Regions from separate parts of the Homo sapiens genome. Here regions 1, 3, 4, 5, 6 and 7 are each linked to region 2. The links are chromatin loops, found by intact Hi-C in ENCODE. Cell type or tissue: CD4-positive, alpha-beta T cell. All regions are shown on one strand. Region 1 overlaps SNRPA1 (small nuclear ribonucleoprotein polypeptide A'). Region 2 has its middle 190 kb from the start of LYSMD4. Region 3 overlaps IGF1R (insulin like growth factor 1 receptor). Region 4 overlaps LRRK1 (leucine rich repeat kinase 1). Region 5 has its middle 6.5 kb from the start of CHSY1. Region 6 overlaps GCAWKR (gastric cancer associated WDR5 and KAT2A binding lncRNA). Region 7 overlaps LINS1 (lines homolog 1).

Evidence for each region. A loop is a pair of places that touch in the nucleus more often than their neighbours do. Peaks named below come from ENCODE experiments on the same cell type or tissue, not always from the same donor. Only the 100,000 strongest peaks of a DNase experiment are listed, where the experiment ranks them.
Region 1: it touches region 2 in a loop (7-fold over the local background); 2 of 110 quality-filtered maps call a loop at or near these places.
Region 3: it touches region 2 in a loop (5-fold over the local background); 5 of 110 quality-filtered maps call a loop at or near these places.
Region 4: it touches region 2 in a loop (26-fold over the local background); 8 of 110 quality-filtered maps call a loop at or near these places.
Region 5: a loop joins it to region 2, with 6 times the contacts of the local background. A loop is called at or near these places in 3 of 110 quality-filtered maps.
Region 6: a loop joins it to region 2, with 15 times the contacts of the local background. A loop is called at or near these places in 7 of 110 quality-filtered maps.
Region 7: it touches region 2 in a loop (5-fold over the local background); 24 of 110 quality-filtered maps call a loop at or near these places.

Annotation. Positions count from the first base shown.
Region 1 is chr15:101,286,636-101,290,635 of GRCh38, forward strand. SNRPA1 (small nuclear ribonucleoprotein polypeptide A') reads right to left here. Exons shown (of 9, transcript NM_003090.4): 4 at 1,021-1,067; 5 at 273-375. Among named protein-coding and RNA genes, the nearest start is that of SNRPA1, 6.6 kb to the right of the region's middle. In CD4-positive, alpha-beta T cell, CTCF peaks have their summits at 2,472 (motif pointing right) and 2,673; a DNase peak (open chromatin) is centred at 2,476.
Region 2 is chr15:99,926,057-99,930,056 of GRCh38, forward strand. No RefSeq gene overlaps it. Among named protein-coding and RNA genes, the nearest start is that of LYSMD4, 190 kb to the left of the region's middle. RefSeq lists an enhancer at 2,308-2,602 and a silencer at 2,324-2,383. In CD4-positive, alpha-beta T cell, a CTCF peak has its summit at 2,469 (motif pointing right); DNase peaks (open chromatin) are centred at 306, 2,465 and 3,515; H3K4me3 peaks cover 1,114 bases; H3K27ac peaks cover 1,034 bases.
Region 3 is chr15:98,657,419-98,661,418 of GRCh38, forward strand. All of the region lies in intron 1 of IGF1R (insulin like growth factor 1 receptor), which reads left to right. Among named protein-coding and RNA genes, the nearest start is that of IRAIN, 8.6 kb to the left of the region's middle. RefSeq lists a silencer at 1,742-2,036 and an enhancer at 3,855-4,000. In CD4-positive, alpha-beta T cell, CTCF peaks have their summits at 1,975 (motif pointing left) and 2,176; a DNase peak (open chromatin) is centred at 1,993.
Region 4 is chr15:101,006,473-101,010,472 of GRCh38, forward strand. LRRK1 (leucine rich repeat kinase 1) reads left to right here. Exons shown (of 34, transcript NM_024652.6): 7 at 2,365-2,591; 8 at 3,978-4,000. Among named protein-coding and RNA genes, the nearest start is that of LRRK1, 89 kb to the left of the region's middle. RefSeq lists enhancers at 512-806, 1,785-2,114. In CD4-positive, alpha-beta T cell, CTCF peaks have their summits at 683 (motif pointing left), 890 and 2,113 (motif pointing left); DNase peaks (open chromatin) are centred at 659 and 2,109; H3K4me3 peaks cover 1,241 bases.
Region 5 is chr15:101,256,499-101,260,498 of GRCh38, forward strand. No RefSeq gene overlaps it. Among named protein-coding and RNA genes, the nearest start is that of CHSY1, 6.5 kb to the left of the region's middle. In CD4-positive, alpha-beta T cell, a CTCF peak has its summit at 1,822 (motif pointing left); DNase peaks (open chromatin) are centred at 506 and 1,823.
Region 6 is chr15:100,871,320-100,875,319 of GRCh38, forward strand. GCAWKR (gastric cancer associated WDR5 and KAT2A binding lncRNA) reads left to right here. Exons shown (of 4, transcript NR_160703.1): 4 at 2,504-4,000. Among named protein-coding and RNA genes, the nearest start is that of ALDH1A3, 6.5 kb to the right of the region's middle. In CD4-positive, alpha-beta T cell, CTCF peaks have their summits at 1,938 (motif pointing left) and 2,142; a DNase peak (open chromatin) is centred at 1,922.
Region 7 is chr15:100,595,244-100,599,243 of GRCh38, forward strand. The region is part of intron 1 of LINS1 (lines homolog 1); the gene reads right to left. Among named protein-coding and RNA genes, the nearest start is that of LINS1, 4.9 kb to the right of the region's middle. In CD4-positive, alpha-beta T cell, no CTCF peak of the experiment used is centred here; a DNase peak (open chromatin) is centred at 1,758; H3K4me3 peaks cover 2,753 bases; H3K27ac peaks cover 4,000 bases.

The DNA of each region.
Region 1 (4,000 bases), 1.4 Mb after region 2:
AGGCAGACAATCCACTGTTAAGACTGCTCACCGTGGCCTCAGCACTTTGCGAACTTCGGAATAGCCAGCATTACATAAGAGAGCTCCAACTTAAAAGTTCTATCATAAACTCTGCTATTAGAAAAAAATGTGATGTAACATTTTCCCTCCCACTTTTATTACAAACTAATGGTAAAATTTACTCATTTAGACAATTTTAATAATCAGTAACAAAAATATAAAGAAAAACACACAACTCTATAATGGCTCACAAGCAACAGATTACTACTTACTTTTAGTTTCACTTTCTGGAAATCCAGTACTCTGACTTGCGGAACTTTATAAATCACATACAATCTGTAATGCTTCTTATTGGTTACCGGATTTCTTAGGATACTACAAGAAAAGGAATGACACAATGGCAAACTTGTTCATGGCACAGCACTCAAGAGGTCTGTTTGAATAGTCTAAGGAACCTATAAATCAAGGGAACATTCACATTCTTCACATTGCAACATTGTAACAATTTAACATTAAGGAAATATATTCAATCTTTCTTTGTAAAAGGCACTTTTTTTTTAAATTATACTTTTAAGTTCTAGGGTACATGTGCACAACTTGCAGGTTTGTTACATATGTATACATGTGCCATGTTGGTGGGCTGCACCCATTAACTTGTCATTTACATTAGGTATATCTCCTAATGCTTTCCCTCCCCCCTTTCCCCACCCCACAACAGGCCCCGGTGTGTGATGTTCCCCTTCCTGTGTCCAAGTGTTCTCATTGTTCAATTCTCACCTACGAGTGAGAACATGGGGTGTTTGGTTTTTTGTCCTTGCGATAGTTTGCTGAGAATGATGGTTTCCAGCTTCATCCATGTCCCTACAGAGGACATGAACTCATCCTTTTTTATGGCTGCATAGTATTCCATGGTGCATATGTGCCACATTTTTTAATTATCTGATTACATTAAGGTCAAGGCTGGTAAAAGTAATGTTATTTTAAAGGGCTTCATTTTGTCACAATATGTAATTCCCATACCTTAGGTAAGTCAGCGATTTGAGAGATGCCAGAGGGTCCAGATCACCCTGTCAAGCAATAGCCACAGGTAAGAACGCGAATACCACACGCTATTTTGAGATTCTGAAATGGAGAGTGCTTTTGAAGCAAGTTGTCTTTTCATTATTTACTGAATTTTTACTCTCTAGCAACAAGCCCAATACTAGCACATCACAAATGTTTAAATAATTTCTACCGATGAATACATGGGAGCTTCTTAAAATCTTGGCATTAACAGCTTCTGTCTCAATAGCAGGAGATAAGAAATTGCTTTCCTACAGGAATCTCAAAGTGGCTGCTGAGCCATGATTTGGAAAAGAAAACAATGGCAAAGCTGATGGGACTCTGGAGCAACCTATTCACACTGGGAACTGCAAGCCAGAATCTTGGTGTAAGTGGGCTTTCCTGCTAGCGCCAGCTTCAGCGTCTAAGAACAACAAAGGTATACTGTCTTTTGAAAGAAGGTACATTTATCCTAGCTGCCCCTGAAAATCTCTTTAAATAAAATTTGCAGGGACAAGGAATAGTATAGCTTAAAAATGATCGAATTAATGGAAAGAAGGCAGGGTGATTTTTTTTTTTTTTTTTTTTGAGACGGAGTCTCGCTCTGTTGCCCAGGCTGGAGTACAGTGGCGTGATCTTGGCTCACTGCAAGCTCCGCCTCCCGAATTCATGCCATTCTCCTGCCTCAGCCTCCCAAGTAGCTGGGACTACAGGCGCCCACCACCATGCCCGGCTAATTTTTTTTGCATTTTTAGTAGAGACGGGGTTTCACTGTATTAGCCACGATGGTCTCGATCTCCTGACCTCGTGATCTGCCTGCCTCGGCCTCCCAAAGAGCTGGGATTACAGGCGTGAGCCACCACGCCCAGTGGGCAGGGTGAATTTTTAATCTTCTCCAATTGTTCCATAAAACATAGTGCAATAAGGATAGCAAAAAAACAAAAACCTATGGTTACCAGCTACAACCAAGCTAGATGGCAAGGCATTCTGCAGTAACTCTAAAATAGGAACAAGTAGAGACAACCCATGTTGAGAGCAACAAGGCTTGCAGGGTGACGGCCTTTGTACAGGAAGAAGCAGAGGGGAGGCGAGGAGCCGTCTTACAAACTGGAGAACTCCAGTGACTGAGAAAAGCAGGCCCAAGACCAGCATGTTCCAATAATGACTACAGGGGTCTGTGATAAGGGCTGCAGGGGCAAGAGCAATTTGGGCCCTCACTCTTAATAGAAATCATGTCCCAACACGGCCCTGCCCTGAAGAGAAACTGCTGGAACAGGCGCAAATTGGGTAGATGGTGGGGAAGGGGTGTGTGTGTGCAAGAGGCACAATGAGAAAAAAAAGTACAGATAAAAACAGGGAGAGCAGAGCCAGAAATTCTCAAAAAGCAAGCTGCCATCTTCAAATATGTCACAAAAACCACCAGAGGGAGCTCTAGAGCTTGATACTGTTTTACCCCCACTGAAGATGATCCAAAAAGGAATAAAGAACAAAGTGGTAACATTTGTTACATACACAGTGTAAAACGTAATGGCGATGTAGTGATGGGCTTCAAAAAAGAATAAATATGTAACAACCCGAAGGCTGCTGAAATGTTGAAGGTCACTGTACTGTATTGTTTAGCAGGGTAAAGGTGTCAAAGTTTAAAATTAAATGTTGAAGGTCATGGTACAGTGATCTTAACATTTAATTTTAAACTTTTATAAATATGTGTGTTTTAATTCCTACGATGCTAACTCAAGATTGAAAGAGAGTAATTTCTAAACCATCAGAAGAAAAAATGGAATGACAGAAGGAGAGCATCTACAATAAAGGAGAGAAAACGGATTGAAGAACGGGTGGGACAGACAGGAAGCCCCAGAACAGAGAGAAGACAAACTGGAACACACCAGTAATTACATTAAATGTAAACAGACTAAATATAAATAATTCACTTAAAAGAGCTTTCAGACTGGATTGTAAAAAATTCCAACCAGAGCTGGGCGCGGTGACTCACGCCTATAATCCCAGCACTTTGGGAGGCCAAGGCGGGTGGATCACAAGGTCAGGAGTTCGAGACCAGCCTGACCAACATGGTGAAACTTCGTCTCTACTAAAAAAAAAAAAAATACAAAAATTAGCCAGATGTGATGGCGCCCACCTGTAATCCCAGCTACTCGGGAGGCTGAGGCAGCAGGAGAATCACTTGAACCCAGGAGGCAGAGGTTGCAGTGAGCCGAGATCTCGCCACTGCACTCCAGCCACTCCATCTCAAAAAAAAAAAAAAAAAATTCAACCATACAGTTTTTAAGAGAGAAATCTAAACTACAAGAGGTACAGACAAGCTGAAAGTAAATTTTGGATGGAAAACGATTTATCATGCATATAACTAACCAAAACAAAGATTGTTTCGAGGTAAAAGAAACCTCAAGGTAAACAGCATTAATAGAGATCGAGGGTCACAACATAATAAAAAGTTTCCGTTCACCAGAAAGATATGAATAATTTAAAATTTGTATGTATCAAATAAGGCAACTTCAAAATATACAAAACTAAAATCGACAGAACTTCAGGGATAGTCAAATCCACTACCATGCTGTGAGATTCTAACATACCTCTCTCAATAACTGATAAGCCCAGTAGTCTTCATCTTTGCAAAGAGCTTTAAATACAACTCTAATTTCTCTAACAGCACCTATCATGAGACACATTGCCTATAAATATGTATTTCGGGTTGAATACTTCACACACTTCAGAAAGGACATGGCCATGGACCAGTGCTGTCTTATGTTTGTAGTCAAGCATCTCCTTGAGAATCTGAAGGATGCTATGGACCTTGTCCACAAGGAAAGGAACACAGTTCATTCTCAACAATCAGGAAAATACGGGAGGAAGGTTAAGTCACAAAATTAAGTTATACGATTTTTTTTTTTTTTTGAGATGAGGTCTTGCACTATTGCCCAGACTGGAGTACAGAGACATG
Region 2 (4,000 bases):
GCTGTGCTTGGCTCAGAAGTTATCCAGATAAAAACTAGTATAGGAATCCAACTCCCCTCCTCCCTCCATCTTTCACCCCTGCAAATCTGGTGAGCTCCATGAAGCTTTCCTCCCCAGGTGACGTTGTTGCTGCTGTACTTAAGGGACAGCACAGGCCACCTGGGTGTGGGACAGAGCTGACACCTTCCTGTCTGGGCTCTTCCAGCCTTCACTCTAGAACGAAGCGGGAAGCCTCAGGTCCAAGGGGAGAGCCGCCGCAAAGGCCGCGTTGAACGCCGAGGTGCACGCGCAGGTACTGGCTAAGTGCGCGCCAGGGTGCTCGGGAGGGGGCGGGTGCGGGCCGCACTGCCGGGCGGGGTGCGCGAGTGAGGAGGGCGGGGTGCGCGAGAGAGGAGGGCGGGGTGCGCGAGTGAGGAGGGCGGGGTGCGCGAGTGAGGAGGGCGGGGTGCGCGAGTGAGGAGGGCGGGGGAGTGCGCGAGTGAGGAGGGCGGGGTGCGCGAGTGAGGAGGGCGGGGTGCGCGAGTGAGGAGGGCGGGGTGCGCGAGTGAGGAGGGCGGGGTGCGCGAGTGAGGAGGGCGGGGGAGTGCGCGAGTGAGGAGGGCGGGGGAGTGCGCGAGTGAGGAGGGCGGGGTGCGCGAGTGAGGAGGGAGGGGTGCGCGAGTGAGGAGGGCGGGGGAGTGCGCGAGTGAGGAGGGCGGGGGAGTGCGCGAGTGAGGAGGGCGGGGGAGTGCGCGAGTGAGGAGGGCGGGGGAGTGCGCGAGTGAGGAGGGCGGGGGAGTGCGCGAGTGAGGAGGGCGGGGGAGTGCGCGAGTGAGGAGGGAGGGGTGCGCGAGTGAGGAGGGCGGGGGAGTGCGCGAGAGAGGAGGGCGGGGTGCGCGAGTGAGGAGGGCGGGGGAGTGCGCGAGTGAGGAGGGCGGGGTGCGCGAGTGAGGAGGGCGGGGGAGTGCGCGAGTGAGGAGGGCGGGGGAGTGCGCGAGTGAGGAGGGCGGGGGAGTGCGCGAGTGAGGAGGGCGGGGGAGTGCGCGAGTGAGGAGGGAGGGGTGCGCGAGTGAGGAGGGCGGGGGAGTGCGCGAGTGAGGAGGGCGGGGGAGTGCGCGAGTGAGGAGGGCGGGGTGCGCGAGAGAGGAGGGCGGGGTGCGCGAGTGAGGAGGGCGGGGGAGTGCGCGAGTGAGGAGGGCGGGGTGCGCGAGTGAGGAGGGCGGGGGAGTGCGCGAGTGAGGAGGGCGGGGGAGTGCGCGAGTGAGGAGGGCGGGGTGCGCGAGTGAGGAGGGCGGGGGAGTGCGCGAGTGAGGAGGGCGGGGGAGTGCGCGAGTGAGGAGGGCGGGGTGCGCGAGTGAGGAGGGCGGGGGAGTGCGCGAGTGAGGAGGGCGGGGGAGTGCGCGAGTGAGGAGGGCGGGGTGCGCGAGAGAGGAGGGCGGGGTGCGCGAGTGAGGAGGGCGGGGGAGTGCGCGAGTGAGGAGGGCGGGGTGCGCGAGAGAGGAGGGCGGGGTGCGCGAGTGAGGAGGGCGGGGGAGTGCGCGAGTGAGGAGGGCGGGGTGCGCGAGTGAGGAGGGCGGGGGAGTGCGCGAGTGAGGAGGGCGGGGTGCGCGAGTGAGGAGGGCGGGGTGCGCGAGTGAGGAGGGCGGGGGAGTGCGCGAGTGAGGAGGGCGGGGGAGTGCGCGAGTGAGGAGGGCGGGGGAGTGCGCGAGTGAGGAGGGCGGGGGAGTGCGCGAGTGAGGAGGGAGGGGTGCGCGAGTGAGGAGGGCGGGGGAGTGCGCGAGTGAGGAGGGCGGGGTGCGCGAGTGAGGAGGGCGGGGTGCGCGAGAGAGGAGGGCGGGGTGCGCGAGTGAGGAGGGCGGGGGAGTGCGCGAGTGAGGAGGGCGGGGTGCGCGAGAGAGGAGGGCGGGGTGCGCGAGTGAGGAGGGCGGGGGAGTGCGCGAGTGAGGAGGGCGGGGTGCGCGAGTGAGGAGGGCGGGGGAGTGCGCGAGTGAGGAGGGCGGGGGAGTGCGCGAGTGAGGAGGGCGGGGGAGTGCGCGAGTGAGGAGGGCGGGGGAGTGCGCGAGTGAGGAGGGAGGGGTGCGCGAGTGAGGAGGGCGGGGGAGTGCGCGAGTGAGGAGGGCGGGGGAGTGCGCGAGTGAGGAGGGCGGGGGAGTGCGCGAGTGAGGAGGGCGGGGGAGTGCGCGAGTGAGGAGGGCGGGGTGCGCGAGTGAGGAGGGCGGGGTGCGCGAGTGAGGAGGGCGGGGTGCGCGAGTGAGGAGGGCGGGGTGCGCGAGTGAGGAGGGCGGGGGAGTGCGCGAGTGAGGAGGGCGGGGGAGTGCGCGAGTGAGGAGGGCGGGGGAGTGCGCGAGTGAGGAGGGCGGGGTGCGCGAGTGAGGAGGGCGGGGTGCGCGAGTGAGGAGGGCGGGGTGCGCGAGTGAGGAGGGCGGGGTGCGCGAGCGAGGGCGTCCGGCCGGCAGGTGGCACTGTGGCGTCGCCGTGGGCCGAGCCTGGCGAAGCGCTGCTCGCCCGAGATCGCGCAGCTTGGTGAGTGGCAGCGCCTGGCTTTATACTCGCGTCTCGGACACCGATGGTCATCTTCCCACGTCCGTGACTCAGTGGCCTTCCAATGCAGGCTGCGGCCTCTCAGCCCAGAAGGCCCTGGGTTCTGGTACAGGCCTTCCTTGTGGCAGACGGAAGGAAGGCTGACAAAGGGAGTTCACCGGGTTTGCCTGACTTGCCACGCTCTTCTCTCTCCGTGCCAACTTTAACCTGGGAAGCCACACATACCTCTAGGGCCTCTGATATCTTCAGTGTCCCCAAGGCCCATGCTGCTCAGAGCCTCACGTGGCCGCAAACCCAGGTGCCAGTACTTGAGAGTTGCACCTTGAGCGGGAACTGCAGAGGGTTTTAATGGCACCAGCTCCAAACATTTCGCCCACAGCGTCTGCAGTCCTCCACTGCGGAAGGCAGAATAAACGCCCCAAGGGTGTCCACATCCTACTCCCCAGAGCCTGTGAATTTGTCCCCTTACATGGCAAAAGGGAATTACAGTTGCGGATGGAATTAAGGTAGATTAATTGCACACACAGACAGAAACACGCATTTTTGTGTGTTTTGTTCACTGTCGTATCCCTAGCACTTAGGAAAGTTGCCTTACACACAGTAAGTGCTCAGTTAATCTTTATTGACTCAAGGAACTCACAGTTTAGTAATCCGATTTATTCCTCAAAATTCCCTAAAACTAGGGGATTATATTCTCCATCTGACAGAAGAAAAGGCTGAGGATGGGGAGCTTAATGGGTAAGGAGATTAGCCTGGGTCACCCAGGTGGGCCCAATGCAATCACCTGTCCTTATAAGGAAGAGAGGCGAGAGAAAGAAAGAGAGAGAACAGAGAACAGAGAAGGCCGACAGCACCAGGAGGTCTCAGCCCGGTTTTTCTGGCTTTGGGGATGGAGGACGGGCCACGGAACAGGGCGGCCTCTGCCTAGCAGCTGGAAAAGGTAAGGGACTAGGTTCTCCCAACGAACCTCCGGAAAGAAACGCAGCCCTGCCAGCAGCTTCATTTCAGCTCAGTGAGACCTCTTTTTACTCTTTCGACCTCCAGGACTGTAAGATCATAAACGTGTGTTGTTGGAAGCCAGCAAGTTTGTGGTAATTTGTCACAGCAGTCGTGGGCCCACTAAGACACCTGTCGTGGGCCTCGTGTCCAGAGGCCTCAGCTGAAATGCACTGGGGGCCTGGTGGTGTGTGTTAGGTCCACTTGGCTTGCTGTGTTGTTCAAGTCCTCTCATTTCCTTTCTTATCTTCTGTCTGGTTGTTCTTTCCATTATTGAAAGTGGGGGACTGAGGTCTCCGACGATTATTGTAGAACTACTTTTCCCTCCAATTCGCTCCCTTTCTGCTTTGCATATTCTGTTAAGTGCTAAATGTTTATAACTACTTATTCTTGCTGTATTGAATCTCTTCTCAATATATAATGTTCTTTGTCTCTTGTAACCTTGGACAAGATACAGACTACTTAGACTATTGAAAATCCTGAC
Region 3 (4,000 bases), 1.3 Mb before region 2:
TGTGTCCACATTTATCTGTGTTGTCCTGTATTTATTCTCTTTACCTAATTTCCCTGAGTCTCATTTTAGTGGGATAATACACAAGCTTACAGACTCAGGACTTTAAAGAGAAGCACAGATTGCCACGAAAACAAATGAACACAGAGACCAGTAGCAGCAGAGGGAGATCTGCTGTGAGGCTTCCCTTAGTTCTGTTGTCTGATTTCTGTGGATAATGAGTTCACTGCATATGTTAGGTCACAACATGATATCGTGTAGTCGTAGGTACAGAACTTTTGTTATGGTAGCCTTTCTTCGTCAGGTGATACAATTGGGATTTTCTTTCTCACATGCACCTCAGTAAAATTTTCAGCAACAGAGATTGGCTCAGGATGGAATTTGTTCAGTTTCAGTTCTGCAGCCTGTCCTTTTCTGGGGAGACTCATTAATTGAATGTTGCCTTTCGATCTCACTGAGTCACTTGAAATCGCTCAGATTGACCCCTATTCCGGGATCCAGCCTGGTCCAGTGCAGACCTGCATTGACTCTGACTACATGCTGAGTTGGCCTCTGAACCAGTTCCTGTACCATTCCCTTAGTCTGATGGACTTGCCAGCTCCAAATACTCAGAACGTGCCTCTTGTGGTCCTAGGATCAAGTCCAGGGTCCTTAGAATCAAGTAATGAAACAGGTCCTTAGTAATCCTGTGCTGTAGGGATCCACTGTTAGTTCCTGGTACTCCCCAGCATCTGTGCATTAGCTTGATGGAAAGGAAGCTGTGTTATGCCTGTCTTCAAGTTTTTGCTTCTGCTGTTTCCATAGCTGAGAATGTTTTTCCTCTTCACTACTCTGCTACTTCTCCTTCCATCCTCAATACTGAATAGCAGAAAGTGCCGCTTAAGAACACAGGAAGGTCACCATAGCTTTAGTTTCTCCTTAGCTGCCAATTAGTTCTTTGGTCCTAAAGTTATTAACTTTTCTGAGTCTTGATAGAAATGCGGAGACTTAAAAATATTTGGGGGAGACATTTCTCCTTTTCTCACTAAACAACAGAATGAAAACCTTTTCTAACAGGTTTAGAAAACCAAAGTCAGAAAAATTGTGAGGAAATAGAATAGGTTTTTTAAATTGAAATAATTTCCAAGTTCCAGGTGGATCTGTAAAATAGGGACAAGATCATAACTTTCAAAAGGCAGCACGCTAAGTCAGGTGATTCCTTTCCCCCATATGCCTTTTCTGTGGTTTGAATAGGTCAGAGATGCCATCTTTACATTTCCAAGTCAAATTCCTCTTCCTTCTTGAAGGTTTTTGGGATTTCCCTAACTTGTATAGATCTACTTTCCCATTACTCCTTTTGAGTTCATAACCCACGGTTTTGCTGGTTGACAGTGATTTGTCTTGTTCCTTGCTTGTAATTTTATTAGGACCATGGAGCCAAAGTGGCTGGTTTGAATCTCAGCTCTTCAGTAGCTAAGCTCTCAGGCAAATAATTTAATCTTCTTGTGCCTCAGTTTCCTCATCTGTGAAATTATAATTTTAATAGAATCTACTTTAAACATTCATAGAAATCAAATTCGTACACATGTCAAGTGCCTAGAATAGAACCTGGCACCTGGTATTAAGCCCTTGGACTTCAACTGCTACTGTTCTTAGGGTTGTGACATCCTCGAACAGAGATGTTCTTTGGATAGAAATATAAGGCTTACTTGATGTTTGATTGTCCTTGCCATTTAAATATGTTATAGAACCTGGCACATAGGTGCTCAATAAATGTATAATAAAACTTTATTTTGCTAAGGTGTTTATTAACAAGATGGCATGTTGCTTATTAAACAGTTGTGATTTTTTTTTTCAGTAAACGATGGTCATCCCCCTGCAGTTTGCCTTCCATTTCAGAGATCTGTTTATTACACTTTCTCCCTTAATATTGTCATTTGTCAATTTCTGCTCACACCTGAGAGGTGTCCAGTGTGCACTTTGCCCATCTCGCCTATGCATAGGCTCCATCTAGTGGCCAGAAGGGAAATTCAGCATATTAGGTGACTGAATTAATAGTGCCCCAAGGAGGAAGATAGCGATCCCAACCCACTCTCTGGCTTGCTTCCTGGGGACTGATTGCAAGAAAATGTGGATACTACAGACTTCTGTAGAAATCACTGGGCTACAGTTTTGGATTAAGGTTACTCTACTGTGTCAGTGCGAGCTGTCCTGAGAGAATTAGGGTCTTCCTAAGTGATGCAGACAGGCGCACTGCAACTCCATGGCAGAGCTGTTAACACCTAGTGTGTCTTTTACAGTTAGAGTTTTAAGATAATTTTACAGGACTTTAATAAATTTAAAGCTCCAAAATATTTGAGATTAGAGATTAAAAAAACACTACTGATTTCATTTGGAAAAATACAGCAAGATTTACCTTCCATTGCTCTATTTAAACAGGTAGTAACACTTTCATTCTCTTCTCTCTCCCCTTTGGCTATTCTATGTGGTTAAGATGCTCGCCAGCCAGAAATACTCACAGAGAATAAGAATAAATACATCCAGTGTTGTGTTAGGTCCCACACCGTCTATATTTCGCTAGCTAATTTTATGTATTTTGTTTCATGTTTTATTGATATTTTCAGAATCTTTCTTGCTGAGATTACACAAAATATATAGCTGGTTATTCAGTTTTACGTGTCAAAAGCCTTAAACCTGTTTCCCCATGATTGCCTTTTATTATTTTTAATTCGGAAATCTTTGTTTGGCTGTCTGAGAGAGAACTTCAGCCTCCCTTCCTCCCAGACATTTTGAACAGTTCAGGCTGTACTCATTCGTGTCTCTTTGTCTTGGCAGGTGGAAGCCCCTCTGCTTGGAATAGCAAACAATACTACCAGCTTGCCCTCTGGCAAGCTCCTTTAAGAGTTAGCTGTAATTTCACCCTCTCTCTGGCCTTGATTCTGCATGCAGAATGATTGCACTGACTTGAGCTCCTGTGGTCTCTTGCTATACCTCCTATTTGGGCATCTCCCCCATATTGCTTTCCCCCACCATTGGGGAGGGGAATGGTACCTTGGTTATCTTTGAATTCCCAGGAGGTGGCCCAGTGCCTGGTGCATAGGAGGAGCTGAAGAAACGGAAGACTTCTTAAAGGGATACTCGCCATTCACTTTGAAGCACTTCTTTGTACAACAAATTTATTTTCATCTGATCATTGCACCTCTGCTAGCCAAAACATTTTATCACACCAGTTACTGCTGCATGGAACTTGAAAGCAATAAAATTATCTTTAAAATCATTGTTTGATTAGGCTTTTTGCACATTGAGGTGAATAAAAAAAATTAGAACTCCTGGAAGGGTAATTTGTGAGTCTGGCCTTGTGTCAAGATCACCTCATCCCTGTGGATGGAGACTTTGTTCCATAAGTTCCCTATAGATAAGATGTAATGAATAATTCATTGGCACCGATTTATGTCTGTAGTGTGCTTTTAAACCCTCTTGGAGCTGGGTTCCTGAGGAGGAAGCATCTGCAGGCTGGACTCGGCTGCCTGGTGGTCTCCGGAGTGGCCTGGTGCAGAGGGCCAGGGTGGCATCTCAGAAAGTTGGGTGGGTAGGGTACTTGCACACCTGCTGACCTTGAGTTACAGGGTGGACCTAGGTCATTTCACAGGCCCTTCCAGCCTTCAGATCTCAAGATACTAGGCAGAGAGAGAGATGGAGATTTGAGGGAGATGTGGTTGGAACAAGCAGAATCACCACGTATGGAAGTTGGCTTCTATTTTTTGCATTGTTTTCTTGGTGAGGCCAGTAAGCTTTTGCCTCACTCCTGGGAGGGACAGTAGCAAGGTCTTACAGGTCTCTCTATCATTGAAGCACCCTCTCCAACCCTGCCGGTTTTGGTTGCTGGTGAAGGCCTTTGACAGTGTCCTGGTAGGGCGACGGTGAGGCCAGCTCCCGACCTCTGGACAGAAGAAAGCTTACTTGTCTAGGTTGGTGTCAAGGGGACTCCTGAACTTAATGAACACCTTAGAAATTATCCTTAAAG
Region 4 (4,000 bases), 1.1 Mb after region 2:
GCAATGTCATGCAATTGTCAAGGGATCCCAGATCAGGACACAAAATAGTTATAAACCACATTTCTGGGATAATTGAGAATATTCTAACATGGGCTGTGAACTTAATAATATCGTATTGATGTTACACTTACTGAAAATGATAATTATACGGCTGTTGTGTAGAAAAATATTATTCTTCAGGGATACATGCTGAAGTATTTACGGGTGAAGCATCACGATGTATAATTTACTGGCAAATGATTCATCAAAACATAAAAAGCGTGTGTATTTGTGTGGAGAAAGAGGGGCAAAAGCCTATGTGACAGCGTTTTAACAATCAGTGAGTCGAGGTGGAGAGTGCACAGGTATTCACTGTGTCCTAGTGCAACTTTTCTGAAATTTAAAAAATTTTTCAAAATTAAAATGTGGGGAGTAAAATAGTAACAATCAAACAGGCCCAGGGCAATTGAGTGACTTGTCTTAAAAAATCAGCTCAGAATCTACCCTCCTGGCCTAAGATCCAGTGCCGCCCTTCCCTTTTCATCCATGTGAACAGAGAGACAGACAGACAGAGCGACAGAGTCCCTCATTCCTCTGGTTCAAAGACCGGACGGAGTGTTGAGGGGCGTAGGCCCAGTCTTTCCAAACTCCTGGAGTGGGCGGAGGAGGAGCTAAAGACAGGCGCTCATCGCCATCTGGTGGCCAAATAGGGATGCCCGTCACCTGCCGCCAATTTTTGAGGAATTCATCCCACGTTATTGGGACCTTTCTCGTAGCCTCTGCTTGTTACATTTTCCCATTTGCGAAGCACTAATTTTTGTTCATATTTCTGCTCCTCTAATTTTCCAATACGGATTTCCAGTTGCTTCGAAGAAACAGACCCAAAAGCAGATTTCTTCTCCCCAGAAACCTGATTGAGCCCAATATTCTTCGGTAATCAGGAAGAAAGAGCAAAGTCCTGCTCCCATATATTTCGCCAGGTCCCTTTGACCACCCCATGCCGGAAAACCGCTGGCCCTTCTGACTCCCTCTGGTGGAAATAAAGGAAGACCAGTGAGAAATGAGTGGAGCAAAGACATTTTGTTTAGCAGGACTTCAACGGCAAGAGCGCCAGCCACCAGGACTTGCGTGTGGCAGAGACCCACAGGCTGGCAGAGGAGCGGGAGCTTTCTAGTGGGACAAAGGGAAGGCCTCCGGGGCCTCCTGCCGGGAGGCCGTTGTCGTGGGGAAGCTGGGGGGCCTCGCTGCAGGCTGGGCATCCTATGGGATTGGTAGGGGTGCAAAGTTGGCTCTCTCGGGTTGGTCCTAAATGGAAAGTGAGGACAAAAATTAGAGAATCGGTCAGTTATTAACCAAGTCCTGGCCATTTTAGACTGACTTTTACGGAAATGATGGCTTAGCTTCCTGGGTTGTTACTAGAGATAAGAAGTGGCTCATGCCTGTAATTGCAGCACTTTGGGAGGCCAAGGTGGGTGGATTGCCCGAGGTCAGGAGTTTGAGACCAGCCTGAGCTCGACGAACATGGTGAAACACCGTCTCTAATAAAAACACAAAAATTAGCCGTGAGTGGTGGTGCAGCTACTGAGGAGGCTGAGGCAGGAGAATCGCTTGAACCCGGGAAGCGGCGGTTGCAGTGAGCCGAGATCGCACCACTGCACTCCAGCCTGGGCGACAGAGCGAGACTCCATCTCAAAAAAAAAAAAAAAAAAAAAAAAAAAAAAAAAAGAGGCTGGCCTCCTGCAAGAGACTGGCTTCCCGGGCTGTTTGCTATAGATAAAGAGGTTGGTTTCCTAGGCAGGTCACTGTGGGTCGTGGGCCAGAGTTCTGTTTTTTATATATTGTGTGGCCATCGTCTGTCTGTATCTCAGGCTCGCTCTGAAAGCAGCCTGTCCACCAAGCACCCTGGCGCGGTGCGGGCAGCTGCAGGCGGCAGCTCCTCTGATCACAGGAAAGGCCGCCTTGAAGGGAGGTCAGAGACTTGGGTTTGGGAGTCAGCTTTCTTCTCCAGTCTGGGGGAGGCGCCTGGACGCTTCAGCGGTCTCCTCTGTACGTGGACAATCCCGCCGCGCTCTTCCCTGTGAGCCGCCTCTTGAGGGGCGGCACTGAGCCCGCGCCCACCGGCGCCCTCTGGAGGTTGGAGGGTGACTTGCAGGCGCTGTGCACAGATTGCCTGTGAGACGCAGGTGCCGATGGGAACAGGTAGCTCTTCTGCACCCACCACCGTGGCAGGTGCCGGCGGCCGAGAAGGACATGTGCAGGCCTCTTGGGACCCGGGCTGGAGCAGGCACACAGACGCGCATTTGCATTAACCCTTGCTTTATTCCAAGCCCATGTGGGCCCTGAACTCACCCTCCACATGTGCTTTTCCTTTCTTTCCACCACCAGGCTCTCCGTGTGAAATGGTCCCATCTCAGACTGCCCTGGGTAGACCTAGACTGGCTCATAGACATCTCCTGCCAGATCACGGAGCTCGACCTTTCTGCCAACTGCCTGGCGACCCTCCCCTCGGTTATCCCCTGGGGCCTCATCAATCTCCGGAAGCTGAACCTCTCCGACAACCACCTGGGGGAGCTGCCTGGCGTGCAGTCATCGGACGAAATCATCTGTTCCAGGTGGCTCCCCGGGGTGTGACCGGAGCCGTGTGTGACCCCGCTGTCACCGTTGTGCTCCTGCACATGCTCCCGGGTTGTATTTTGTGGTTTTGGGGGAAAAATGTTCTGGCTAAAATAGGAGAAGGAGTTTTGCCTACCCTGAGGCAAGCCTCCCTTTCAGGTTAAAACAGAGAGGTTTAGAGAGATCATTTGTCTGGCCCAAGTTTACACAGCTCACCCGGGGACATGCGAATGCTTGCCTGAGATGCTTGTCTTGGTCCTGCCCAGGAATCAGATGAGGGCAGCCAAACCTTCCCACACTGGTGGATGCAATGGGGCTCTGAGGCACCAGCTTTTACTCTGCCTTCCAGGGAAAGTGGGAAGGGCCTCAGAGAAAGGGTTAACTCTGCAGGACTCTGGCAGCAGGTGGACAGTGTGGGCAGTCCAGGCTTGCTTCTTCTGGAGGCCTTGGAGGGAGACCTGAGCCTTACCCCTGAGCTTGCATGGAAGGAGGAATGACCTTAGTTGATTTCTTTATTTTTTATTTTTATTTTTATTTTTTTTGAGACGGAGTCTCACTCTGCTGCCCAACTGGAGTGCAGTGGCATAATCTCGGCTCATGGCAACCTGCAACTCCCTGGTTCAAGCAATTCTCCTGTCTCAGCCTCCCGAGTAACTGGGATTACAGGCACATGCCACCACACCCAGCTAATTTTTGTATTTTTAGTAGAGACGGGGTTTCACCGTGTTGGCCAGGATGGTCTTGACCTCCTGACCTCATGATCCGCCTGCCTCGGCCTCCCAAAGTGCTGAGATTACAGGCATGAGCCACCGCACCTGGCCTGATTTCTTTTGGACACATAACTGCAAGTCCTCATTCCATAAAGGGTTGAATCGATTTTTAAAATGAAAAACCAAGGCTCTAAGTGAAGCAAGAGTCAAGAATGTTGGAAAGAGCTTGGGGTAGGCATTAATCCATGGGACTCCCAAGTGAGAACGGGAAAGAAGCCTGCACACCAGAACTTAAAAAGCAAGTGCCGTCCAAGTGAGGCCCTTCACCTGGGCCAGATGGACAGGTCCAGAAGGTTCAAAGCCCTGCTCTGTGGTCTCAGCAGCTTTCAGGGAACCTACTCATTTTGCTATTACATGCCTGCGAAGGATTCGAATCCCTGTTGGTCAGTGGAGCCAGGGCCCACCGATGAGAGGTTTGTCTTTATCTACACAGGACACAGTAAGAGTTCTTCAAAAGAATTAAAAATCATATGCACTACATTTTCAATGCACACTCTTTAACCTTGCATGGGGAGAAAAAGAAAAAAAATACACCTCTTGGTTTATAGAAAAATATGTAAATTTGGTGTTTTCCCTCTTTATTCTGATGCCTGCCTTCCTTCTTCTCCATCGCAGGCTACTTGAAATTGACATTTCCA
Region 5 (4,000 bases), 1.3 Mb after region 2:
CACCTCATGGGTGATAAATGTTGTTATCCAAAGTTGGCAATTAAGGCCTCTCTAGGAACTCAAAATAATCACCGTATGTATATTCACTCGGAGGAGTCTGTGGAAATAGAGGCTTTCCCAACATGCTTGCGGGAGAGCAAAGTCATACAAACCCACTGGGAGGGCGGTTTTGTTTGAATATAAGTGTGAATTTTTATTTCCATTTTTTTAAAGACAGGGTCTCACTTTGTCACCCAGGCTGGAGTGCGGTGGAGTGATCGTGGCTCACTGTCAACATTACACATTACAAGTGCATTTGCTTTCGACCCCACAGTCCTGCTTCTGAGATTTGTCCTCCAGCCATACCAGTACAAAATGACACTTGAACGAGGTTATTCTCTGCGACACTGTTTGTGATAGTAAAAGATCAGACCCCAGTGTTCATGTATAGGGGAATGGATAAATACACAAAGGCGCACCCATCAGAGAATGAACTATTGTGCAGCTGTAAACCACAGCAAGGAGGCGCTCTCTCTACTGAAATGGCACAAAACAGAAAGCAGAAAGAATAAGAAGTTTGCTAGTGTTTTTATAACAAAACACTAGAGGGATGCACAAGAAATAAAAGTGATGGCCTAATGGGGGGTGGAGAAAATGAGGGCAGTTGAAGTGTGTGGGCAAGATTTCCCAATTGGGCACTGATAAATATCATTGATATCACTGATGTGTATATATATATATAATTTATATATATATATAGTATATGTGATATATATATATATATTTATGTATATATCACATATTCTTTTTTCTTTGAGACAGAGTCTCGCTCTGTCTCCAGACTGGAGTGCAGTGGCGCGATCTCAGTTTACTGCAACCTCCGCTTCCCAGTTCAAGCGAGTCTCCTGCCTCAGCCTCCCCAGTAGCTGGGACCACAGATGTGCACCACCACGCCCAGCTAATTTTTGTATTTTTAGTAGAGACAGGGTTTCACCATATTGGCCAGAATGGCCTCAATCTCTTGACCTCATGATCTGCCCATGTTTGCCTCCCAAAGTGCTGGGATCACAGGCGGGAGCCACCGTGCCTGGCCCTTTTTGTGGTTTTTAGACTAAGTTTTGTTCTTGTTGCCCAGGCTGGAGTGCAAAGGCGTGATCTTGGCTCACTGTAACCTCCGCCTCTTGGGTTCAAGTGATTCTCCTGCTTCAGCCTCCCAAGTAGCTGGGATTATAGGTGCCTGCCACCATGCCCGCCTAATTTTGTATTTTTAGTAGAGACGGGTTTTCATCATGTTGGCCAGGCTGGTCTTGAACTCCTGACCTGAGGTGATCCACCTGCCTTGGCCTCCCAAAGTGCTGGGATTACAGGTGTGAGCCACTGCGCCCGGCCATGATTTTTTTTTAAAGACAGGGTCTCTGTCACCCAGGCTGGAGTGCAATGGAGTCATCCTGGCTCAGGGCAACCTTGACCTCCCAGGCTCAAGCCAACCTCTCACCTCAGCCTCCCAAGTAGCTAGGACTACAGGCCTAACTTTTTTTTTTTTTTTTTTTTGAGATGGGGTCTCGCTCTGTTTCCCAGGCTGGTCAAGTGATCTTCCTGCCTTGGCCTCCTGGAGTGTTGGGATTACAGGTTCGTGAGCCACGGCACCCAGCCTTATTTCCCTTGTTTTATATGTGTTCCTCCTTGTACTTTATTCTCGGACCTTCCATAATATTAGAGCCTTGTGTCATGTCTTTTTTTAGCCTTTTAACATAGAAAAATAATTTTCAAAATTTCCTTGGATAGCGTATTGAATATAACAAAGGGCTGGAAGGGCAGTGCCACAACTTTGCGACAATGGCACCCTCTTGTGGTACACAGCTAATTCCTGCGAAGTGAGGATTTCTGTTTAACCTTGGACTTAAAGAACAATGGTCAGACATTTTACTTTATGGTTAATAATAACCTACTTCTAATTATCGCCTATTCCAGCATTTTCCAAGGTGATACCCTGGTTCTGGATTTGTGGTTCTCCAGCTGGTGACACTGTAACATGAGAGAAGTTGAATTAAAAGCTGTCGGCTGGAAACTCCCCCTAAACTCTGAGGGAAGTAGGTAGGTTTAGCAAGCACCCAAGATGATTCTGATACCCAGAGTGGTTTGAGAGCCACAGTCTCTGCTTTCATGTGAGAAATGGGTCAGTTATCTCCCAACAGATGCAAACTGTCAGCCAGCGTAAGTTACTGCGCATGGCTGTAGATGCTAGCTGAGAAGCTTTTGTCTTCCTGCATCTGCATGGGTATCTCAAGCTGCAGAGGAGCTCACCCAGGACAGCTTGTCCGCAGGTCCTTGCTGCCGAAGTCTGAGCCAAATAAGCACTATGTGGCTGTACAAAATCCGGAGTTGTCTGGGGTGCTCTTGGGCACACTGCCTCCCACAGCATCAAACATGCTCACAATGCAAAAGGTCATCAGAGTGCCTTCCCTCAGCCCGGCAAATCTTGTCCCATGGGGGCTGGTGGGCATAGAATCTGGGGCAGTGGGAGGAGGGGCCAGGGTTAAAGGTCAGAGAGGTTGTTTACATCACTGGGCTTTCATTAGCCCCCCAACACCAATGCAAAGGGAATGAGCCCCTCTTCCTCCCCATGAGGGGCTGCTGACCTCTTTGAGACTTCTGTTTTCTTTGCAATTCTCCTAAAACTGCAAACTTTTTTTTCTGTATTTTGAAAATTTTTGTGGATATGTAATAGTCATATATATTTATGGGTACATGTGATAATTTGATACAAACCTACAATGTGTAATGATCAAATCAGGGTAACTGGTCACTTCAAACATGTATCATTTCTTTGTGTTAGGAACATTCCAATTCTACTCTTCTAGTTACTTTGAAATACACAATAAATTATTAACTAAATCACCCTATTGTGCTACTGAACACTAGATCATATTCCTTCTAATCTATCTCTACTTTTGTACCCATTAATCATTCCCTCTTTATAATCCCTGGTAATCACCGTTCTATTCTCTATCTCCATGAGAAAAATGGTCTCACATATGAGTGCAATATTTGTCTTTCTGTGCCTGGCTTATTTCACTTAACATGTCCTTAGTAGTTCCATTTATGTTATTGCAAATGACAAGATTTTATTCTTTTTATGGCTGTGTAATATTCCATTGTGAATATGTACCACATTTTAAAATCCATTCATCCATTGATGGGCACTTTTTCTTTTTCTTTTTCTTTTTTTTTGGGGGGGAGACAGAGTCTCACTCTGTCACCCAGGCTGGAGTGCAGTGGCACAATTTCGGCTCACTGCAACCTCTGCCTCCCAGGTTCAAGTGATTCTCGTGCCTCAGCCTCCTGAGTAGCTGGGATTACAGGCACCCACCACTACACCTGGCTAATTTTTGTGTTTTTAGTAGAGACTGGATTTCACCATGTTGGCCAGGCTGGTTTGAAACTCCTGACCTCAAGTGATCCGCCCACCTTGGCCTCCCAAACTGCTGGGATTACAGGCGTGAGCCACTGCTCCCAGCTTCATAGATGGACACTTTTGATTCCATATCTTAGCTGTTGTAAATAGTGCTTCAATAAGTGTGGGATATTGAAGACATATCTTTGATATATTGATTTCCTTTCTTTTGGGTATATACCCAGCAGTGGGACTGCTGGATCGTAGGGTAGTTCTACTTGTAGTTTTTAAAGGAACCACCATACTGTTCTCCATAATAGCTGTACTAATTTATACAACAGCGTACGAGTTCTCTTTTCTCTGCCTCCTTGCCAGCATCTGTTATTTTTTGTCTTTTTGATAAAAGCCATGTTAACTGGGGTGAAGTTGAAGTGATATCTCGTTGTGCTTTTGCTTTGCAATTCTCTGATGATGAGTGATGCTGAGTATTTTTTCAAATACCTGTTGGCCATTTGTATGTCCTCTTTTGAGAAGTGTCTATTCAGATCTTTTGTCCATTTTTTAATTGGATTACTTGGGGTTTTGTTTTTGTTTTGAGATGGAGTCTCGCTCTGTCACCCAGGCCTG
Region 6 (4,000 bases), 950 kb after region 2:
AAAAGTGTGTTGATTAAAATCCTTCAAAAACACTCCCTTGGGTATAGCTGTAAGGAGCCTCTAAACAGTGGGGGCAGTTGGGATCTTGACTGGGACCAGTATTGGGCTATCCTTGGTCTCACAGTAGAAGGTGATGTCATCTCCACCCTGAAAATAAACAGAGAACAAGAAAAAGAGGAGCTCGTTTCAGCCATTCTGACAAGGTGGGCTCTTGGTGGGGCAGGGATTGCTTTTCCTAAGAGGCCAGGTATTAGCCAGACCAGAGCCTGGTGGCCCTTCTCATACCATGATGTGTATTTGAAGCTCCTGGGTGGGGCTTTTGTCAACCTGCAGATTCCGGCTCAATAAGTCTAGGGCAGGGCCTGGGAGTCTGCATTTCTATCAAGCTCCCAGTAAATGCTCATGCTGCCAGTCTAGGGAGGATACTTGCTGGTAGCTTGTTGTTAGATACTTGTTAGTAGCTTGTTAGATACTTGTTAATAGCTTGTTAGAAGGGCAGAACCCTGAGCCCCACATCAGACCTATGAATGCAACCTGCCTGTCAACAAGATCCCTGGTGACCCCTGTGCATGTCACCACGTTAGAAGGCCAGTTTCTAGGGCTTGCCTGCATCCTGTGCCCACGAAAGACATCACTAATCAATCAGGACATTCTGATGAGAGTCAAGATCCTTGTCTACACAGTGCTGCCAGTGCCCCACCAATGCCTGAGAGGCAGCATGGGGAAGAAACTAAAAAGACTGAGAAGAATCAGCCCTGATACATGGCTAATGAAACAGGAGAGAGAGAAGCGAGTCGGGGCAGAGTTGGGTGTTCAGAAACCCAAAGCCAGATAGATTCCTAGAAGAAGCCCCAAAAGTGTCTGCTGTGTTGCAGTGAAGCATAAATACAAGTGAAGGGATGGGTGTTGGGGGAATGGAGCCTGGCATGAGCCAGAGAAGAGTCTGGAGCTGCTGAAAGCCGCCTGTAGCACAGATCAGAGAGAAGACCGGGAAGAAAGTTCTAGAAGGGTTGAGAAGCTGCCCGCCCAGCTGGAGGCTTCTTGGCCAGGGCTGAAGGAAGAGACTGAAGTCCATCTCCCTAGCAAGAAAGTCTCTCAAGTGACATAAACCGAGCATCCACCATACGCCAGGCAGGGGCTGGCCCTGTCACATCAGCGATCTCAGTTGCATTTCTCATCCCATGAAGGAGGAACCATCATCTTCTACAGACGAGGAATCTGTGACCAAGGGAGATGAAACAATGAGGCTGGCAAATGCCCCGTGGGAATCCTTCCCAGTCTACCCGCCTGCAAGGCTAAACTCCTAGGCTCATACACACTTATCCTTTGCCATTATTTATCCTTTTGCAATTCCTTTGCAAATTTCTATTGGGGGGTCTGGGTTGTCTTGTCTGTGAGAGGGACAGGTAGGGATGGGGATGAGGTGGGCACCCAGGGCCCAACAGAGCAGCCAGCTCAGGGGTGATGCCTCACAGCCAGTAGGACAAGGTTCTGGGTGGTGCTTTCTGTGAGCTTCATCAAGGGTCAGGCAGCAGTGACGTCTTGTCTATCTTCTTGCAAATGTACTTGTCGCACCTCCACCTCACCTACCCCCATGACTCCCTTGCTGAGCAGGAATTACTACTCCCATCTTCAGAAAAGGAAACAGTGGTTGAAAAAGATTAGGCCCAATTTCTCCCTGAGCTGAGAACAGCACCCACATCTGTTTGATCTCAAAGCTAGGAACCCATTTTAGGCTTATGGAGAAGCGAGTAGGCTTTTGTGGGCTAGCCTGGGCACTAATCACCAGTTCTAGCATCATGTCTGTGGTGCAACTGAAGTTTTGGGCACTGTACTGTGAACAAGCTCTTGCAATGCCATTTATTGCTAAGTTGGGAAATACCTGCTTCTCTCATAGAAGGAACTTCAGTGGCAACTTCCTACTCAACTTGGTCCTGTGACATCTAGTGGCCAACAGGAGAAGTGCAGTGAAATCTCTGGACATTGTAAGCAGGTGGAAAAGCTTAGGACTTCCTGGGATTAAAAAAAAAATGCGCTGAAATTCATGATAGCTGAAGTATCCATGGAATATAGAAGATGCACATTGACATGCACCTTATAAAGTCTATAATCCCATGTTTTGTTCCTAATATTCATGTTTATTTACTCTCACTGGTGGAAAATACACCATATCCAATTCATTGTCTCTTAATTGATGAACTATCTTTGCAAATAATATAATATATAATACAATGTAATGTATAATAGAGTGTAATGTGATGCAAACTCAGTGCTTGCAGATATGCTCAATAATAAAGGACATTATAGGTATGAAAATACTATAGGTCACTAATTAATCTATTCCCCTGGGGGTGGAGTGTTTTAGAATCACCATAATGCCATATGAAACTAGATGAAAATATACATAAATAGGTTTCCTCTCTGCTACATACATAACAGGCTTCCTGTCTGCCTAAACATGTTATAAGACATGATGTGCTTTATAGACGCTTTCTGATTACAGGGGAACCTCAAGAGTGCTGCCTGAGTAACTCTCATTACACAAAGACACAACTGCAAGAGGATCCCCAGGCATTCCCATGAGAACACAGATTCTGACAACCCCTCCATCCCCCACCTTGGTCTCCACCCCAGGACTCACAGCATGGCAAAAATCCAAGGGAAGATTCTTGGGTAACTAATGCTCCTTTACAGGGGGTCCCGGATGAAGGGCAGGGGGAAAGTCTTGTCACTGTGGGGCTAGGATAGATGAACCCAAGAGTGATTTGCCAAACGTGCACATACTCAAATCATTTTTCAAACATTTTGGGTTTGGCAAAATGCATGTTGCTAAGCCCCCTTTCCCGACAGTGGTATACCCATGTGAATTTCAAGGGAAATTCAATGTGTGTGTTTCTGATTCTCTTAGGCTTATCTCAGGACAATTATTTAGCAAGAACCACTTTGTGTCCAAGAATCTTCCTGAACCCTTTCTTTTGTAAGACCCCTTAAACAATTTTCCTTTTAACCAGGAAGTATGTTTTGTCTGGAGTAAATTGAACTGAAACCCCAAGAAGTGTGGTTCAAAATTCAGAATTCTTGAATTTTGAAGGAGATTGGAAAGTCTGCAAACAACTTCTCACATCACTGAGACTTGCCGGTGGTGGTATTGAGGGGTGTGAAGTATTATGAGCAAAATTCACTGATTATATGGAGTGACATTTTGTTTACTTTAAAACAAAGTCTGACTTCTTGCTGCCTGATTTGAGTGCTGGCCTGACCAAGTATCTTCCAGGTCTGGGTGACCCAGGGACTTTTTCAGTCACTCAATCTTTCTGAGTGTTGGTGCCTTCCTCAGTAGATGTGAGGACACAACTAACACCTATGAGCACCAGAGGATGGCAGCTCCACGGGGCTTTTGTACCAAAGAGATTCTCTTCCCTAGTAGGACCTCATCATCCAATGAATCAGTGAGCTTACTCCATTTATTCCATCCCAGAGCTAGTTTTTGTCTTTGTTTTTTAACATACTATAAACCTGAGCACAGCGCATCAAGGTTATTTGATTAAGGTCAAAATAACAGAGATGGTGATAAGAGTTTTATGTCTGTGCTGCTCCGTTTATACAAAAATGAGATCATTATTCCACTTGAGTTAAAATTTTGCTCTTCTTGTCATAGCGATGGCCAACAGCCAGCTATGCTGCTTAGGATTAAGTTGGCCACATATAACAGAAAACCCAAATGGTGGGCTTTAATAATATAGGGATTTTCCTTTTTCTCACATGAAAAAAAAATCCAAGAAAAAATATCCAGGGATGAAGGGCTGGTTCCAGGGCCATCAGGGACCCACGTTCTTCCTAAGTGTCTCTTCCAACTTCCTTACCATGGAACTTGCATTTCAGAATTGCATTATGGTTACATGATGGCTGCTGGAGACCCAGCTCTCATGTCTGTGTTCCAGGCAGCAGAAAGGAAGAAGAGCCTTTCAGCTGACTCAGTCCCATGTAAAGAGTTTCTTTG
Region 7 (4,000 bases), 670 kb after region 2:
AAGATGAGAAGACAAGCTACAGACTTAAAGAAAAATATCTGCAAAGCACATGACTAGTACCTAGAATATATAAAGAACTCCCAAAACTCAACATTAAAAAAAAAAATTCAATTACAAAATGGATCAGACATGCACAGACATTTCACCAAAGAGGATATAAAGATGGCAAATAATCCCACAGAAAGATGCTTAACCATATTAGCCATTACAGAAATATGAATTAACACTACAGTGAACTACCACTACTAGAAGAGCTAAAAATGACTCCAAATGCTGGGGAGGATGCTGAGAAACTAGATCTCTCCTACACTGCTGGTGAGAATGAAAAACGGCACATCCTCTTTGGAAAACAATTTGTGGTTATCTTTAAAAAGATATGTCTATGTTTGAATTCAGAATACAAAAATAATCTATTTTCATGGTCAATATTAGAAGTAAAAAAAATTACTAGTTTCTTTATATGATGTGGCTACTACATAGACTAATAGACTGGGAAAGTCAATAGTAGGCCTTCCCCTAATTCAACAACAGTTGGTTCAAATCTGACCACAGCCCAAGAGGCTACTTAATCTATTTTGCTCCATTAATGAAGATGCAGTGACAACTGTCGCGGAAGTTGAGGCCTCCAAACCCAGGCTGTCTTCCAGGATTCTGGTTCCCTCCACCAATCGAAACTGCACTTTTCACAGAAAAAATAAAATGGGTCTGGTTAGACAAGAGCACCTCCCTCCCCTATTAAAAGAAGTGGGGCAGATATCTTCCGACAGCATGCCATGTGCCAGTATCTTCCCTTTAGTTCCATTCTTCACTCTCCTCTGTGCCCCAACAGACTCCAGGAGATTTGGAGTGGGAGGGGCGGAAGGCAGGCTGGACTTTCAAGCTCCAGGAACTGCCAGCTCTCTTTACCTTCAGGGCTAAAGGGGGTGCTGGCGGTTACTGGCCTTGGAGTGCTACACCATCCTTCCTTTTCCTCAAAACAATAGTACTCAAACTGTGTCATGCACTAGACAGGTTTATGAAAGCAGACTGCAGGGCCCTATCCTAGGAGCTTCCCATAAGATAGTTCTGGGGTGGGGCCCAGTAATTTGTATTTCTAACAAGTTTCCAGGTTACTTCTGAGATAGTGAGAATACAAACTCTGTCACGTGTTTGTAAATTGTCTTCCTATTAAACTCTTGTCTTAGGACTCTGAAACAGGCCAGATTTTTTTGGCATGAAGGAAAAGCCTGGCAATCAAGTTATAGATAAAAGACTTAATGCTTAAATGCATTTTTCTGTCAAAGTGATATACTGGTAACAGCCTGATGATACAGGAGCTAGAAATTATTTAGACAGATAGTGAGGGTAAGAGAGTCCTCGGCAAGGTTTCCCTTTTAATAAAAAGCAGCCCCCAAATCATTTCTTTTCTAACAAAAAGCGGCCTGAAAAATCAAGCTGCAAGCATAGATACACAAGTAAAAGCTTGCATAGGTGAATGCCGGCAGCTGTGCCAATGGGAAAGGGCTACCTGGGGACCAGGCACAGATAAGAATGTAACAGAGGAAGCCTGCTGCAATTGGTTAAATCCAAGATGGCCAAAAACTTGACTGAATGCATACTCTTGGCTGCATTATGCCCCATTACCATAAAACTTCCCTGGGGAAACCGCCCACTCCCTGCCACGTACCTGAAGCTATGGCAGTTCCAGATTAACCACATTTAGTCAAGAAAAGGGTGGCGCCCTGATTCTGGGAACTGCCCACCCATTTCCTGGAAACCCTCTCCTTTCATCATAGAATATTTGTGCCTTCATCATGCCTGTCTGCGTAGCGAGCCCTGACCACATTACACGCCTCTTTTGAGCACATCCAGGCTCCTCTTTTGAGTGTGCACTTGCTTTCACTCTGCAACAAACCTTCTACATTTTCACTGTGGTCTCCCTTTCAAATTCTTTTGTGCAGAGAAGCGAAGAACCTGACCTGGCCTACTGGCAACAGTATCTTTCTCAAGTAGCTCTATTATGTGACCACTCCAAAGGCAAATCTTTTTTTTTTTTTTTAAACATAGCACAAATTAATGCTGGACATTAGAATCATAACGTGTTCATACTAGAAAAAATCTCAAGAGATAATTTAGAGATAATTCTCAAACCGTAGCATCAGAATTACCTGGAAGGCTTATTAGAACACAAATGGCTGGGCCCACTTTGGAGATTCTGATTTAGTGGGTCTGGGAGGGCCCAAGAATTGAACCAGGGACTACATTTTGAGAACCACTGCACAATCTACTTGATTTATTGATGAGGAATCTCAGCTCCTTAGGTTTTTATATGCTAATGCTAAGCATTTTTAAAATAAATGGAAATTATCCAGTGTATCAATATGAATACTTTTCTATACTTAGTTGCTAAATTATAACTGTATGTTTTAAGTGGTACTTCAGAATGAAATATTTCACTGAAAGGTTTTCCTTAGTCTTCCCCTTTTCCAGTCTATGCCTTGTCCCTTTTCCATCTGCCCCCACAAACCCGCCACCAGTGGCAGGGTAGCGTTGAGGAACTGTCTATAGATGTGATACTGTCTAGATTTTACTGAACTCCTAAATTCTGTACACAGACAAGATCTGATTTTTCAATTGATAAAACGAGATTATCTACCTACCTCAGCCAAGTAGCATACTCAAAGATTTGCAAAAATTAAATGGCTTATATGTGAAAACACCTGTATAACTCAAGTAGGAAGATGTCAATATGTCTTTATTTATTAACCTTGAAAGGTTCCTTCCAGCCTCTGGGCCTTGATACAATGCTTCTCCTTCCACCCACTTTCCCTTTTGTTTTAGGCTTAAATATGACTTTCTTTGGCAGGGGTAGGTCCTCCGGTGATACTGTCTTCCAGCTCTGGTGCCCTGTCTTACAGAATGTGTCACAATTATACTTTAACGATTTGTGCAATGATTTTTATGATTTAGAGTTGTCTGCTTGGTTCTTCCCTAGCTCCTAGCACAGCATTTGATACACAGTAGGTACTTATATTTGTGGAATACATTCCTGGCTGAAGATTAATTTAGTAGTGTATATGTAACAATCCTAAAATCAGTCCCAAAGTATATTTTAGTACCGTTTTGATCTCAAAAAACTTTAAAAACACCATGTAATATTTTAAGTTGTGAATTTTAAATTATAATAAAAATGTAGTATCAAAGAATTATAAACAGTAGTATCCATAGCAGGGATTAAGTTCTGAGCTCATTCAGTCTTTACCGTATGACACATCTGACAACGTACTTGACAGAAGCAACACACACTGAAGCACCATCTTAAAATGGCTGTGGTAGAATACCATAGAAGACCAAAATCCCTTAAATTACCAGGGCAAGAACTATAAGGAACTCAAAAGCCTCCAGTTAGCTTCCTTTCTTTCGGCGTTCTTTTTGCTGTGATGACCAAGGTCTGAAATACAATTTCTCTACCCAGCCCCATCGCCTTTTCTGCCAGGTACAGCTGAACTAAGTTGGGCTAACAAGGCAAATGATGGGCTCCAAACTGTGCTGCATCTGTCTTTATGGTGGCCCTCTTTATTACACCAAGATCCCCAGACACAACCTGCTGGCCCAGAACACTGCCTGCTGCCAACTAGAGCATAACCTGCTCATTCTCTCCACCACCAAGTGCTTTATGGGCCAGGACACAGCCTCCTGGGCAGTGGTCCTTGACCTTGGAATCTGACCTTGACACTGACATCACTGGAACATTAGGAAAAACCCATGAGCCTTGGACTCCCTAGAGACCAGCTAAATCAGAATTGCTGCAGTGGTGCTGGGGCATTTTTCCAATGACAAAGTCTCTTTCTACTCAAGAAATAAACTCAATTCTGATTGAGTCAGGGTTTCATGAATCAAGCTTCATGAATACTTATCCCAAATTATTTCACTTATATGTTGTAAGATGTTCCCATTTTTGTGAGTTTTATATTATTAACTAAGTTAATGGGAAATGAAGTGTATCTGTTAAAACCTAATC